2 separate regions of the Mus musculus genome follow, and region 1 is linked to region 2. The links are chromatin loops, found by intact Hi-C in ENCODE. Cell type or tissue: heart. All regions are shown on one strand. Links, peaks and the distances in the headings refer to the core of each region. The heading gives the core; the rest is flanking DNA.

Region 1 (8,660 bases), core at 2,579-5,078, 51 kb before region 2:
CACTGACAAGGCTGCATGACACATGCTGCAGTCAGGCGCTCTCCAGCCTCCTAAATATCTAGCTTCCATAAGGAAAAGTACAGATGTAAAACCAGAAGAGGGGGGTAGTCTTTAACAGAATGTATTTCAAATACTTTAGCTATTATTTTACATTATTACTGACAAAGTCACCATAAGAACTTTCATTTTCAAAGGCTTTTCAAGACTACTATTTATGCGCTTCCAACAACTTTGTCAAAGTTTACAAATGACAATGCTAGTATCAGAAAGGTCTCACCAGTCACATAACCAAGAAGTAAAACTGGGCATAAGCCCAGATCCGCTCCTCCTAGCCTATCCTCATAAGCAAGTGCAATCCCCATCAATGGCTACTGTTCTTTTTGCCTACCACTATATAGCACTTATACAGGATTCTATTCCATCAGAAACATTTCTTATTAGGTAGTGAATCACCTCTATAAGAAGGAGGCCGGTATTTTGCTCTACCTACCAGAGGAAGCTAAGAAACCACTTATTAAACAAATCCCAGGAGATTCTCATGTTTCTCCCTATTTCCCCACAGCCCCTGAGCCTAGGCACCCCTTTATGGCCAGGAATCTGTTTTTACACCCGTACACTGGCTAACTGGTAAAGCTGACTAGTTAGAGCTTTCGATCACATCCCAAGCCATCGGTCTGACACTCACCAACATCCTTCCGAATCCTGTAGAGAAGAAGATGCCCTTGCTTGGTTCCAACAAGAAGCCATTCCTCTAAAAAGAGCCCAAAGAAAGGTAGTTAGCTTTTGTTTAAACCCTATTTCTTTATCATGGATGTCTGAGGAGGATGGAACTGTGGCTCAGTAGGAGAGCATCTCCTAGTGTGAGACATAAACTCTGGGTTAAATCCCCAGAGTGTGTGTGGGGTGGGGAGCACAGGGGCCAAAGAGGAGGAGTGGGAAAGATGTCAGAAAATGAAACAATCTGAAAACACTATTTTGCCAGACATGGTAGTTTGTGCCTATAAGCCCAACACTGGGACCACTAAGGCAGGAGGACTTCACTGAGTTTAAACCAGCCTAGGCTGCCAAGCAAGAGATACTGACAGATAAACAACATCCTTGGCTCCATTGTTTAATATGAAGTTTAGGGGGCCAGGGGGTGTAGCTTGTCTTTTACTACTTGGTGGGTTCTTCTCTCTTCCACCCTTTCTTCCACTCTTTCAACCCACTAACACTAGATAGGAGAGATAAAGGATTAAAAGGAAAGGAGGTGACATTCTTGACAGACTACATCCTGCTGATTAGGGCAAGTTTGATCTTTGCCTTCAAGATAACTAATTTTTTCTTTCTTTGTTTGCAACTACTACTTAACAAACCAAGACAGAAAAGAGTCAACCACCAAACAACAATCCTCTTGGGGCCCTAGCATTCATGTACCCTCTGAAAGTCCCCAGAATTCCAAAGGTCACACAATTGCAGAACCAAAGGCAAAATCACACCCCATGCATAAGGCAAATCATAGTCAGCTGCAGTGGACAGTCTGAAGCGGCCCCATACTACAAACCTGGGATTAAATCAGAAATATATTCTCATAATATTTCTGCGCTTTTTAACATTTTTTAAAAGACATCAAAACCCCAAAAATTGTCTTGTTAGGGTCATGCTATTAGACATCCCAATGCCAAAAAGGCAGCTGGATTCTATAACTGGAGCTCAAGGAAACCTTCAATGTCCTCATTTCTGTTGCCCACAAGAGAGACAGATTATGCCAGTCTTTCAGCTTAAATTTTGTCTGGGTCTTCATGTTCTGATTGCTAGATGAACTTTCCAGACCAACATACACAAAAGGTACAATGACTAGAAGTAGCAATAATTGCTAGTGCTAAAGCAGCAATAGTTATTATCTAAAGCCTGAAAGTGAACAACCTTCCTGTACTCCAGCAGCGACCTTAGTAGCCGAGGGGACCGGGCATTTCTCCTGTTTGGTGTGGGGTCAAAGCAGGACAAAAGCCACTTATCATTCCCAAGCTGGTCTTGAGGAGCTGAGCTAAGTGGCCTCTTTACTCTGACAATGTGGAGTCAATGAGTCTCTCTCAGAGGAGCAGTCAATGACTGTGACACGCTAAGGCAAGTGTGTGGCAGGCAGTTGCACTCATCTTGCTTGGATGTTCTGCCTTAGACTGAACTGAATACCTGCCCTACGTGTTGAAATAGGTAGCACACACTTCTGGTATCATCTATCTGGTGTCATAACCTGTCCTCATGCTTTTGACCCCCAAAGTGTTCTGGGTACACAGATACTATTTCTCATTCATCCTTGTATTCCTGTCCATAGTAGAGAGAACGGTACAGGTGGGTATCCAGAACATATTTAATGAAACAAAAGAGAAATGAACCCCTCCATGTATTATTCTCTATTGAGAGCACTTTCCTCCAGGAAATGAGGTTTTCTTGAGATGGCTGTAGGAAATTGGGTTCTATTCTCTCCCTAATTCAAAGGACTACATCAGTTTACATTGGAGGTACTATTTTACAGAGGCTAGGGGCTGCTCAAAGAAGAGCACAGGGAAAAAAAAAAAAAAAAGATGTGAATCCCTCTAAGGAGGCCACAAAGAACCTGCAAGGATGCCTGGGAAGCGCTAGCAACAGATGCTCGGCACACTGGTCACCATCAACATTTCCTTGTGGTCCATCGTGGTGCCTTCCTTAGGGTAAACTCTACGTACAGATTCTGAACTTTACCTTTGTATGGGCCCTTGATGTTTCTTGATATTTAGGGCATGGACATTAACAGAAAAGACTGAATTATTTTTACGTAGCCTGTTATGGGTAATAACGATGCATAGAAAAGCACTCGATGTAGCCTGAGAGCCAAGATTTACGTTCTTGAACTCCAGAAAACATGAAGGATGCTGACCTTGCTTTCTGCATTGGTCAATCCCAAGAAAAAGTATACAAGGTCGCATGGGTCAGGTTTCACAGCAATCTGTTATGATGCTCTTCCACTTCAGTCAGGTAACTTGGGCACCTCACGACATAAGGTAGTTATATGAGCTAACTACTAAAAGGAAAAATAAACTAAGTGAACACTAAATGCTCTGAAGCATACGGTGCTAACATTGTCTGTCACCTAGAACACACCGCAATCATTTAACAAGGTGAAGCACCTGGCAGGCTTTGCCCTTTTCACTCAAGACTTCTTGGGAACCGAAATGGGCCCCAACAGAGCACATTAATAATGTGAGCTCAGCCTCCAACTGCATAGCGCACAAGAGAGAGCGCGGAGCGTCCACAAATGGACTGTCCTTAGCAATCACGCAAGCCGCCCGGGGTCCAGTCACGTCCGCCCTCTCTGACAGCCTGCGTCCGCAGCCCACCCACAGGGTCAGACGCCTTGCCTCTCTATAGCTCGGCGTGAGGGGCCGCTGCCTCCCTGACCCGAGGCCCCGCGGCTCACCCCAGGCAGCCAGGCAGTCGATCTGCAGGGGAAGCTTTTCCAGGATCGGCACCGGCTCGAAAGCGTCATGCATGGCTGCGGGAGCTTCACCGCCACTGTCCCGCCCCTGCTGCTGGGAGGAGCCTGCCGTCCGAAAACAGGGAAGACTCGTATTCCACCAGGGACCCCTGCTACAGGGCCTTCAGCAACAACTCCATCCTCGCCGCCGGACTTCCTGTTGCCTTAAGCCCGCCCCTTCCGCAGCAGAAGCTCCGCCCCCAACCCGAGTTCACATCCATACCAGCTGCTCAGAGTCCCTTGGTGTTTGTGGTGGTAGAAGAGAAACTGATCTTTTTTTTTTTTTTTTTAAAGATTTATTTATTTGTTTTATTTATATGAGTACACTATAGCTGTCTTTAGACACACCAGAAGAGGGCATCAGACCCCATTACAGATGGTTGTGAGCCACCATGTGGTTGCTGGGAATTGAACTCAGGACCTTTGGAAGTGCAGTCAGTGCTCTTAACCACTGAACCATCTCGCCAGCCCGAGAAACTGATTTTAGGCAGTCAACTTAGTGAAGACCTCGCGATAAAGAGGAATTTAGCTCACTGGGCTGCGTGTCAGGAGAGATGGCAGCCTGACATCCCAGGACGCAGGAGGTTCAGAGTTATCTTCAGTACGTATCAAGTTTGAAGCCAGCCTAGGATACATGAGGCCCTGTCTCAAAAACCAGCCCTCCCAACCACGGAGGAAAAAGGAACTTCTGCCTTGGCGTCAGTCTTGGGTTGGAGATATACCACTTAGGAAATTTGGCTTTTCTTTTTCTTTGGAAATAGATTGTTGCAGGCCTTACTTTCATACTCTGCAAAACCTTCTTCAAAATAAGATTGCTTAGAATCGTGAACATCTGTCAAGTCTGACACACTCTAGCCAGTCAATAGATTGCTTCAGTACCATCATTACATTTCAGCTAATTCTTAGTTGTACCTTAGGTTTACATTGTTAAAGCTGTAGACCAGTGATTCTCTCCTAGTGCCTAGTCAAGCAAGTTTTGAAAAATTCAGGCTCAGACCTCATTCCAACTTTACTCAAACTTTGGAGAGTAGTATGAACTCAAGTAAGTTCATACACTTGAACAGGAAAGCCATTATAGGCTAATGTTCCTTAGCCCGGGCATAATCCCCTAGGGATTGCATACGGGACTGTTATGTGTGCACTGGAGGATGTTGGGAAGCAACCTCAGAATCTACCTGCAAGAGATGTTAGAGAAGCCCGCCCAAAGGTCAGATACATTAATGAAGATGCAATCTGGTAAGCACTTCTGGCGAGCCACTGTTACTGACCAATGTTTCAGGTCAGAGGTCAGATAGATGTCTTCCTCAGCTGTTTTCCACATTATGAGAAATGGCCTGTGTTTTTGTTTGCTCGTTTCTGAGACATATCCACCCCTTTTACAACTAGCCAGCCTAGCTCACTGGCAAGCCAGTAAGCTCCAGGGACCCACCTGTCTCTAGTCTCAGTGTTAAGGGCACTAGCTTTGTCACATGGATGACACGGATCCAAACGAACCCGGATCCTCATGCTGTGTGGCAAACACTTTACAGAGTCATTGTCCTGGCCTCCAGGCCACTGCACCTGGAGACATTACTAAAACATCCGTTTGATTCAATCAATCCAGAATGGGATCAACTGATCAAATGTTTCAGGCCACTGCACCTGGAGACATTACTAAAACATCCGTTTGACTCAATCAATCCAGAATGGGATCAACTGATCAAATGTTTCTTATAAGACTTGCCTTGGTCATGGTGTCTGTTCACAACAGTAAAACCTTAAGACAATACCTTATTTCCTATTATTGTTCTTTAAGGGTTCTACCTAAGGTAGATTTCAAAAAGCCACCACAGCAAAAAGCTGTAGAGAAATGTTCCCTAAATGCTATTAACATTTTACTATGATGTGCTGGTTAGCTTTTTGTCAACATGATATAAGCTAGAGTTACTTAGGAAATTCAGTTAAAAGGAATGTCTCCATCAGATTAGCCTGTAGGCAATTCTGTGGGGGCATTTTCTTGATTAATAATTGATATGGGAAAGCCCAGCCTACTGGCACTCCTGGGAAGGTTGCTCTGGGTTGTATTTTAAAAAATAAATAAATAAAAATAAAATGGGCTGGAGAGATGGCTCAGAGGTTAAGAGCACTGACTGCTCTTCCAGAGGTCCTGAGTTCAGTTCCCAGCAACCACATGGTGGCTCACAGCCATCTATAATGAGATCTGGTGCCCTCCTCTGGTGTGTCATATGTTTCAACAGAAAATAAGATAATCTGTAGTAAAAGTCATGGAAAGAAAGTCTCTACTAGGGTCTGAAAGAAGGGTGTGAAGGGAAAATTTGAAATAAATGAGAGAGACACTAGTTTTGTTAAAATTTTTATATTAAAAAGTGGCATGAACTTTTCATGTAGAACAAAAATTTAGGGAAGGCAAAACTGGATAAAACGATCAAAACTGAAATACAGTGCTTCAAGTGAACCCATCCCTGGTGATGTTATAGGCCGTCTCCAAGCCAACATCAGAAACTAGAACCCTCAATCTGTAAAAAAAAAAAAAAAAAAAAAAAAAAAAAAAAAAAAAGCAGCAGCAGCAGTCTAGGGCCTCCATACCACTTCATGCAAGAATACCTGCTTGTAAAGCAACGGGACCTGTCCCCTCTCTGTAAGCTCCCCTTCTGAAGCATGATAATCCCTCTTGCAGGGCGAATAATCACAGCACGTACACAGAGTGCCTCTTGGCATCTGGTGTAATCCCAAAGAATGGCATGAAGGGAAACCAAGCATGGCCTGTGACTGCAATGCTGCCCTTGGAGGCTGACTAAATGGTACTTAAAAGTTTTGGAGTGTGCACCACATTGCCAGCAATGGGATGTGTCATAATATCAGATGTCAGAAGAGTTAGTATTTCTCTTTAAAGCACATCTGAAATAGAAAAATCTTTAATATACACCATTTGTAAACAAAATTGCACTTGATTTTGAATCACATGTAAGTTTCTCTCGCTTTCTGCCCACCCCATTCCCTCTTGGTCACTGATAGATCTATAGTTCCTTAACTCAAAAGGGCCTATTCCCCACAAACTACTTCTGCAAGATGTAATCTTGACTTCTCAGGAAACTCAAAAATAAATGATAATTTCTCCCATTACCAACTTCCTAAATAAATAAAATCACAGGCAGTTGCTCCTAGAGATGACAAATTATGGTGTAAATGACACAGTCCTTTCATAAACTTTAAACTTCCTAGTTTGACAGATTAAACAATGGAATAGAAAGTTCAGGGACAACATGTAGCTTGCAAAAACAGCTGTTGATGGGGTTGGGAGGGAAAGGGTGTCGATGATGTAAAGAAGCCGGTAGGTTTTTCTCATCCCGTGGATATGTTTCAGTAAGCTGCTCTCCTTGGCTGACACCTCTCCCCAGCTCCCATGCACAGAGATCAGGAACAGATGTCATTGCCTCCTTTAATCCCACGGAGCAGTGCAGAAGACTGACACGCAAGCTGTCTCTTCCCTGATACAAGCCATCTTCTATGGCAGTTTCCCATTATTTACTCCATCTTTGACCTTTCAAAGTGTGTGATCATTCGTTCCTAAGGAGGAAAAGATTTATTTTAAGTACATAACTTAAAAAGGTCTAAATTCCAAAAAAATTCTATATAAATGGCTCAAACAATTCTTTTTCACAAATACCTTTCTATGTTAAATGTTTATAACAGTATATCTATGGTAATTCTAAAACATTACAGGCCCCATCTGAGGTTAAATGACTCAACTACATCTCAGAAGGAAATTCAACATGCTTACAGGCTTTTAGTGTACAATACTGTTACATGCAAGCACAGTGCTGTACCGTAGATCTGTGAAAATCTTATTTTAACTGAACTCTGGTGTATGAGTCTGGCTGTGTACCTTCTGGCCTCAGGTACCAGACATAAACATGATGTACTTACATATGTGCAGAAAAGTGCTTATACAAAAATAAAAAGGTGCAATAGTAACCAACTCAGGGGCATACTGCCCAGCTAGTCAGAAATATCATGCTGCGATGAGATTCAATGAGAAAAATTGTTTAAAAAATATGATAAGACACACAGAGGAAGACAACAAAATAGATCCGCTGGCCTCTACACACACACACACACACACACATACACTGTACACTATAAAAAAAATAAGAGCTGGGCGTGGTGGCGCACGACTTTAATCCCAGCACTCAGGAGGCAGAGGCAGGTGGATTTCTGAGTTTGAGGCCAGCCTGGTCTACAAAGCGAGTTCCAGGGCAGCCAGGGCTATACAGAGAAACACTGTCTTGAAAAACCAAAAATAAATAAATAAATAAATAAATAAATAAATGAATAAATAAATAAATGAATGAATAAATAAAATTAAAAATAAAATGGCAACGTTGCGGGCATACTGGTGCACACTTTTAATCCCAGCCCTTAATGGGCAGGGACAGGTGCATCCTTAACTTTTGAGCCCAGCTTGGTCTCACTTTATAAGTGAGTTCCAGGACAGCCGAGGCTACACAGAGAAACCCTGTCTTGAAAAAGAAAAAGAAAAACAAAAAACGTAAGGATGCTAAATTTTGTGTTTCTTACCACATAAAGCGCACCATGGTAGCCATTATGTTTACTTGCAGTATTTCCACACAGGCAAATGTTGAAGGGTGAAACCAATGTCCCAAAGCACTGCAGTAACCACGAATGCCACACGTGGTAGCCCATGGAACACAGTGCAGCTAGAGAGCTGAGGCCTAAGGAGGCCACTGATGGCAAACACGAAGCAGAGGAAGACCTCAAGAGAGACCCAGGTATCTTAAGAATGGAACCCAGCCAGAGACTGCCCCACCTGGGGATCCATCCCATAAACAGCCACCAAAACCAGACACTATTGTGGATGCCAACAAGAGCTTTGCTAACAGGAGCCTGATATAGCTGTCTACTGAGCAGCTCTGCCAGTGCCTGACAAATATAGAAGTGGATGTTCACAGTCATCCACTGGACTGAGCACAGGGTCCCCAATGGAGGAGCTAGAGCTGAAGAGGTCTGCAACCCTATAAGAGGAACAACAATATGAACTAACCAGTATTCTCAGAGCTTCCTGGGACTAAACCACCAATCAAAGAAAACACATGGTGGGACTGGTGGCTCTTGCTGCATATGCAGCAGAGGATGGCCTAGTCGGTCA
Region 2 (6,336 bases), core at 3,837-6,336:
AGACTCCTTAATTTTGTAAGTATAACAAAAAAATCAGTATGACTACATTTAGGAATTTTCTTTTTTATTTATTTACTTACTTTATATGTATGAATATTCTACTTACATGTATGTCTGTATGATGTGTATCCTAGAATTAGAGTTATGAACAGTTGTGAATCACCATTTGGGGTACTGGGAATTGAACTTGGGTCTTCTGCAAGAACAAGTGCTCTTAACCACCAATCCATCTTTTCAGCCCCAGGAATCTACTTTAATTCATTACAAAAGATGCAACCAGGAGGCTATAACCCATATCTTGAATCCTAGCACTTGGGAGACAGAGGCAAGCAGATCTCTGTGAGCTCCAAACCTGCCTGGTCTATATAGTGAGTCCTAGGATAACCAAACTACATAGAGAGATTCTCTTAAAAACCAAAAATTAATGAATTAGTTAATTAATTAATGTTAATATAATAAAAATAAGCAAATAAAAGGTTTCTAGCTTTGTTTTTAATGGTTTTCTCAAATAACCTTTAAAAAAGTTTTTTTTAATTATTATTTTATGTATACGGTTGTTTTGCCTGTTTTGTCTATGTACCATTTATGAGTCTGATGCTCAGAAAGGCCAGAAGAGGGTTTCAGACCCCTGGAACTGGAGTTACAAATGATTACAAACTGATGTGTGGGTGCTGGAATCAAACCTGGGTCCTCTGAAAGGGTAACTAGTGCCATCTTTCCAGACCCTAAACTAATTTTTAAATATCTAGCACAGTTTTTGCAGAGCTCTACTAGAATATGCAAAATTCTGACCATCTGATAACTTATGGAAAAGATATCAAGGAAATTATAATTTGGCTAGTAACGGGAGAACATAAAAAGATAGGGATGAGCCAGGCAGTGGTGGCACACACCTTTAATCCCAGCACTTGAGAGGCAGAGGCAGGCGGATTTCTGAGTTCAAGGCCAGCCTGGTCTACAAAGTGAGTGCCAGGACAGCTAGGACTATACAGAGAAACCCTGTCTAAAAAAACAAGCAAACAAACAAACAAACAAACAAAAAAGATAGGGATTGCTTGTTTAAAGTCCAAAAACAGGGCCAGCAAAATGGGGTCAGGGAATAAGTCTAAAGAGCTGAGTTTTATCCCAGGATGCGATAAAACACGGTAGAAGACAACAGACTCTAGCAAGTGGCTTCTAACTTCCACACATACACCATGCAATGCCTTCATTCACAAGGATACAGAAAGTAAGTGGATGGATGGATAGATAGATAGATAGATAGATAGATAGATGGATGGATGGATGGATGGATTTTTTTACGTCTTTAAAAAAAGATATACTGGGGGCTGGCAATATGGCTCAGTGGGTAAGAGCACTGAGTGCTCCTCCAAAGGTTCTGAGTTCAAATCCCAGCAACCACATGGTGGCTAACAACCACCCATTAATGAGATCTGACGCCCTCTTCTGGTGTGTCTGAAGTCAGCTACAGTGTACTTATGTATAATAGTAAATAAATCTTTAAAATAACAACAAAAAAAGATATGCTGGGAATTTTGTTTCAAACATAAAGTAAGGTAAGTATTAAAGGACAGATAAGACAATATTTAGAACTTTGAACTATAAGGCTTGAGAGACCAAGAACATGGTCCTACCTAAGCTATGGAAGGCATACACCATAAGCATAAAGTATAAAATCAAAGAAACTATGGAGATAACAAAGAAAAACTAAAAACAAGATTTAAAGAGCCTTGGATCTTTCAAAAAAAAATGTACACATTTTAAAATATGCAGATTGTTAAACTTGGTGAAATACCATGCGGTCAAAAACAAACTAGAAAAAGACAAATTAGAAAAAGACAAACTAGAAAAGACATAGAGGAGTACAACACAAATCTTCAAGCTGTGCTAAGCAACTCCATGCTTCCACTCCTCACAGCTATGAGTAACAGCCAGAAAACCAACCTCACAAGACAAGAGTAAACTGGTTCAAATCAACTTAAGTCATTAGGAGACATTTTCACAGATGTGGTATTATCCCAAGTGTTTTTCTGTGGCTGGAAAAAACATCCTGACAAAAAATAACTTGGGAAAGAAAGGGTTTATTTTAGTATAAAGTCATTGGAGTGAAGTCAAGGCAGCAGGAACTCGAGGCAGCTAATCACATCACATCCACACCCAAATCACGGAGGGAGAATTAATGCATGCATTCATGCTGTTCAACTCAGATTTCTCCTACACAATTCAGGACCCAAACCCTGCTTACATTTCGATTGGAACTTCCCCCACTGATTAACATAATCAACACAATCCCACACACACACCCACTGACCAACCAGATCTAGACAACCCCTCATTGAGATTCTTTTCCCAAGTTACTCTGAGTTGTGCTGTTGACAATTAAAACTAAGGATCACGAGTATATTCTTCACAGGAATTTTACCTGCTCCTTTCACTCCCACTGGAGTGGAAGCCCAGTGACAGAAGAGAGTTTTTCTACCACTTCTCTGGTACCTATAAGTACTCAGCACACAAAAGTTATTTTACAACCACTTATTAAACTAAAGAATACAATCACCCAATTTAATTGCATTTTCAAGGTAAAGGCATGCTCAAAACAAAACAAAACACATGAACCAAGATTTAGTAGTTCATGTCTAATAATCCTAGCACTTGAGAAACTGAACCTAAGGCTGGCCTTGGGCTACATAGTAAGAACCTATTTCAAAAACCAGAGAAGCCTGGTAGACCGTGGTGGTGCACCACCTTTAATCCCAGCACTTGCAGGGGCAAAGATAGATGGATCTCGGTGAGTTCCAGGCTAGCCTGGTGTACAGAGTGAATTCCAAGACAGTCACAAAGCTACAGAGAAAAACTCTGTCTCCAAACAAACAAACAAAGTCACATGACAGTGATGATCTAGAATACTATCCCCATCTCAAAAACAGAGCACAGTTTGGCTTCAGATCTTTTGTTTCTCTCACTAGAAAAACTGGCTTTCTTCTATACAGTCCCTATTTCCTGGTAATATCCTTGAACTCAATGTTCCTTGAAGTGTTAAACACTCCCTTGGTAAACATACTGAGTATCTTAGTCAATGGTCTCACAATCTTGGGCCATGTTTTCAGTAAATAGCTAACAAGCACACAAGCACAAAATCTTGTCCTGACTCAGAACAGATCTAAAAATGATGTAAGCACTCTACAAACAAAATTAAATATAATTCAACTTAACTATGATTAAAAATATAATTTATGTACATAAATATACATACACACTGTATAACATACAGCCAATATGAATTCAATAAAGTATACATTAAGTATGTAATACAAATATATAATATAAGCTACATATAATAGTGTATCTATACATAACAGCAAACTGAAAAACAATAAGACAATAAAAATTCATATAAGTACTCAGAATATTGCTCACAGATAGGACTTATAAATTAAATATTTTTATCTAAACAGTGCCAGGTTATTAAAGTTCTGGACTTAAAAATACATTAAGGGGCTAGGGAGATGGCTTTGTTGGTAAGATGCCTGCCTGTCACAGCAAGCATCAGCACCTGAGTTCAGATTCCTAGCATCCATGTAAAAATCCATGCCTGTAATTCCAGTGCCAAAGAAGCGGGCAAGAAGATCCCTGAGGCTGGCTGGTCAGCCAGTCTAGCCAAACCTCAAGCTCCAAGTTCAAGGAGAGAGTCCTTGTCTCAAAAAACAGGGCTGACAGCAACTGAGGAAGACACAAGTAACTGACCTCTGACCTTCACACACATGCATACATGTTCCTACATGCACACAAATGCGCGCGCGCACACAGAAGCAAACTAGGGTAGAGAATAATTTTCTAAGTTTAAAAGATCCGAATAACTCAATGAAGTTTAGAAACTCACATTTCAGTAAGATGGTAGTATTTCTGAAAAGAATCTTTCCAAAATTAAAATAACCTTTCCCCTGAAAAGATAAAGGGAAGATAATTAACATCAGGGCATTTCGATTTTCAAGGCAGAATATGAATACCTACATTTATAAAATATTCAAAATTTTCTTAATCAAAAAGACAGTAACAACATTTTCTTTAGTGAAAGTCAGTCATATCCTAACTATTGGCTCTTGCCGCTCCCTACAGGCCACAGAGCAGGGACTCTTGAGTGGGAGGCTGCTACAAATTTCAACCTAACTTCAAAGTGGCTTGAGCTGGACAGTTCCTTTTTTACTCACGAATCATCCCTCAGAACAACCGACTTTTGAATAAACTTTCAGCAGTTTTACTTTTACATGTAAAAGGACTTAACTATTAATCATTTCAGTAACAAACAGAAAACTACAACTCAAAGCCCAAAACCCTTTACCAACATGAATACAACCTGTAATATTTGCCATATAAATGTACAGTGAACAGGACAAAAAAAAAAAAAAGGCAAAAAGGTCAACGAAATGGCTAATGGTTTTTAAAGCAGTTCTCACCAAAATCTGGTTTTTCTGGTTCAAAGTACTGTACTAAGTCAAACGAGATTCTAAAATGGGTCGACTTATCAGTTAACTATCCAAACAAAAGACTATCCTTACTACACAACATTTTAGAATTGTTTCGTTTTGGCTATTCCCATGTTAAAATGCATTTTTGAATCTCCAAGTCCCCTAATCACAAAAGACGTTTCCAAGTTTAAACCAAATCAAAACCCTTCATCCGTAGGACTATTTTTACAAACACACACACACGAGTTAAAAATAAAGACTTCTATTCACATCTCCCTTTCATCCAGCCCTAGTACTGGATTTTGTAACATTCTAGCTGAAAGAGAAACTACTATCTCTCCCTGTGTATTAAGTTTCTCTCCTGTTCCATGCTTAAAGTTCTGTTACTTTCCCGGTAAGAACACGCTTGGCCCCTGACACTCCTCGCCTACAGCAAATAGCTCAGCTCTCAGCTCAGGGCAGGTGGGATCCCGTCGGCAGCTACACGGACGCTCTGGGTATTCCACTCACTTTGGGAACCCGACTTTCCAGAAATCTTCCTGGACCCCTTGGGCCACCGTAGCCCCACCTCTTACCCCCTTCAGGCTCAGTAGCGACCCCAACACTCACCGACGGCATCGGAATGTGCCACTTCGATCTATCTGCAGCAAACACGGGTGCCGGACCTGCACCAAGAAACGATAATGGGAACGGCTGCGCCCCTAAAAGAAGAAAAATAACAGGAGACACCTGAAGCCACGCAGCCACCGCCATCTTCACAGCCATGAAGCGCCTACCCAAAGTATTGAGCCTTCTTCCGGCTAGGTAGTTCCGCCTTCTTCCGGCTCGTCCCACCCTCTTCCGGCGCTACTTTGTGGGCGGGATTATCCGGGTCCTTGAAACTGTGCTTCTTCCCACAGACGCTCAGAGCGCCCCAGAAACTTTGAGTCTACTGCGCAGGCGTCCTCCTGTTTCCCTGCGATCGTGGCCTGGAGGTGAACTAGCAGAGTTTTGAGGTCTAGTGCTTCCCTCTGTTCTTCCAGCCCTTAAAGGAACTCAGTGCAGCGGCCAAGGCTTTGCTTTTCCTGCTTCTTCCCGCCCCTCATCCTTTCCAAGTCAAGGTCAGGCGCAGGCCAGACGTCTGTAGAAGCGCGCACACTGGATGCATGATTGACATCAAGTACTGAGTTCTCTGGCTGTCGAGCTGTGGCAACAGAGCCTGGAATGTGACGGGGCTGAAGTAGAAACGATTCATTAGCTCCAAAGTCCCTTTTGACCCTGAAAGACTGTGGGGCAGCTGCAGCATAGTTTGACAGGCGACATCAGCGTCCAGCAGTGATCCAGACTGTACTCCCCATTCGAAACTAAAAGTGAGGAGAGATCAGGTCAGCTTTCGGTATTGTAGAGTGACAGCCACTAAGACTGACCCTTATTGGTGGTGCTTCCTGTTTCTCACACTCTTAGATTTTAACCTCTAGGGCAGCGAGCACATCTCCGCCAATAAAAGCAAAGTTCATCAGCCACTCTCAACCTAGAAATATTTACCAAGTACTTTATCCCTGTAAAGACGCTGGTTTACGCTTGAGATAATACCAGATGAAAAAAAATTAAGATTGGCTTCTGCCCGAAGGGGACTCTTGACTGTGATGAAGTACGGGTTATAATTTAGCAAGCCTGCTTGTCACCGTTTTTTTAAAGATCGCCTGAGACTGTGGCCTGAGAGTTAGGAGTCAGGCAGAGTTAACATCCTTGTGCCATGGAAGCAGCTGAGAAAGAGGAAATCAGGTAAAGGGCAATTGCTCCCCCCAAGAACGGACTCCAAAAACAACCTTCTAGCTTTGATGGCTTCACTTAGGTTTTAAAGCACTTCCTTGAATGCTTGCTATTTGCT

The links. Peaks named below come from ENCODE experiments on the same cell type or tissue, not always from the same donor. Only the 100,000 strongest peaks of a DNase experiment are listed, where the experiment ranks them.
Region 1: it touches region 2 in a loop (2.1-fold over the local background); 4 of 42 quality-filtered maps call a loop at or near these places.

The regions. Positions count from the first base shown.
Region 1 is chr2:120,349,479-120,358,138 of GRCm38, forward strand. It overlaps Vps39 (VPS39 HOPS complex subunit), which reads right to left and starts at 3,659. Exons shown (of 25, transcript NM_178851.4): 1 at 3,437-3,659; 2 at 686-751. The coding sequence starts at 3,509. It overlaps Tmem87a (transmembrane protein 87A), which reads right to left. Exons shown (of 20, transcript NM_001110496.1): 20 at 5,831-7,060. The coding sequence ends at 7,019. In heart, for the core only: a CTCF peak has its summit at 3,834 (motif pointing right); a DNase peak (open chromatin) is centred at 3,633; H3K4me3 peaks cover 1,477 bases; H3K27ac peaks cover 933 bases.
Region 2 is chr2:120,398,830-120,405,165 of GRCm38, forward strand. It overlaps Tmem87a (transmembrane protein 87A), which reads right to left and starts at 5,287. Exons shown (of 20, transcript NM_001110496.1): 1 at 5,076-5,287; 2 at 3,881-3,941. The coding sequence starts at 5,231. Ganc (glucosidase, alpha; neutral C) reads left to right here and starts at 5,067. Exons shown (of 24, transcript NM_172672.2): 1 at 5,067-6,230. The coding sequence starts at 6,202. In heart, for the core only: no CTCF peak of the experiment used is centred there; DNase peaks (open chromatin) are centred at 5,322 and 5,832; H3K4me3 peaks cover 2,359 bases; H3K27ac peaks cover 1,870 bases.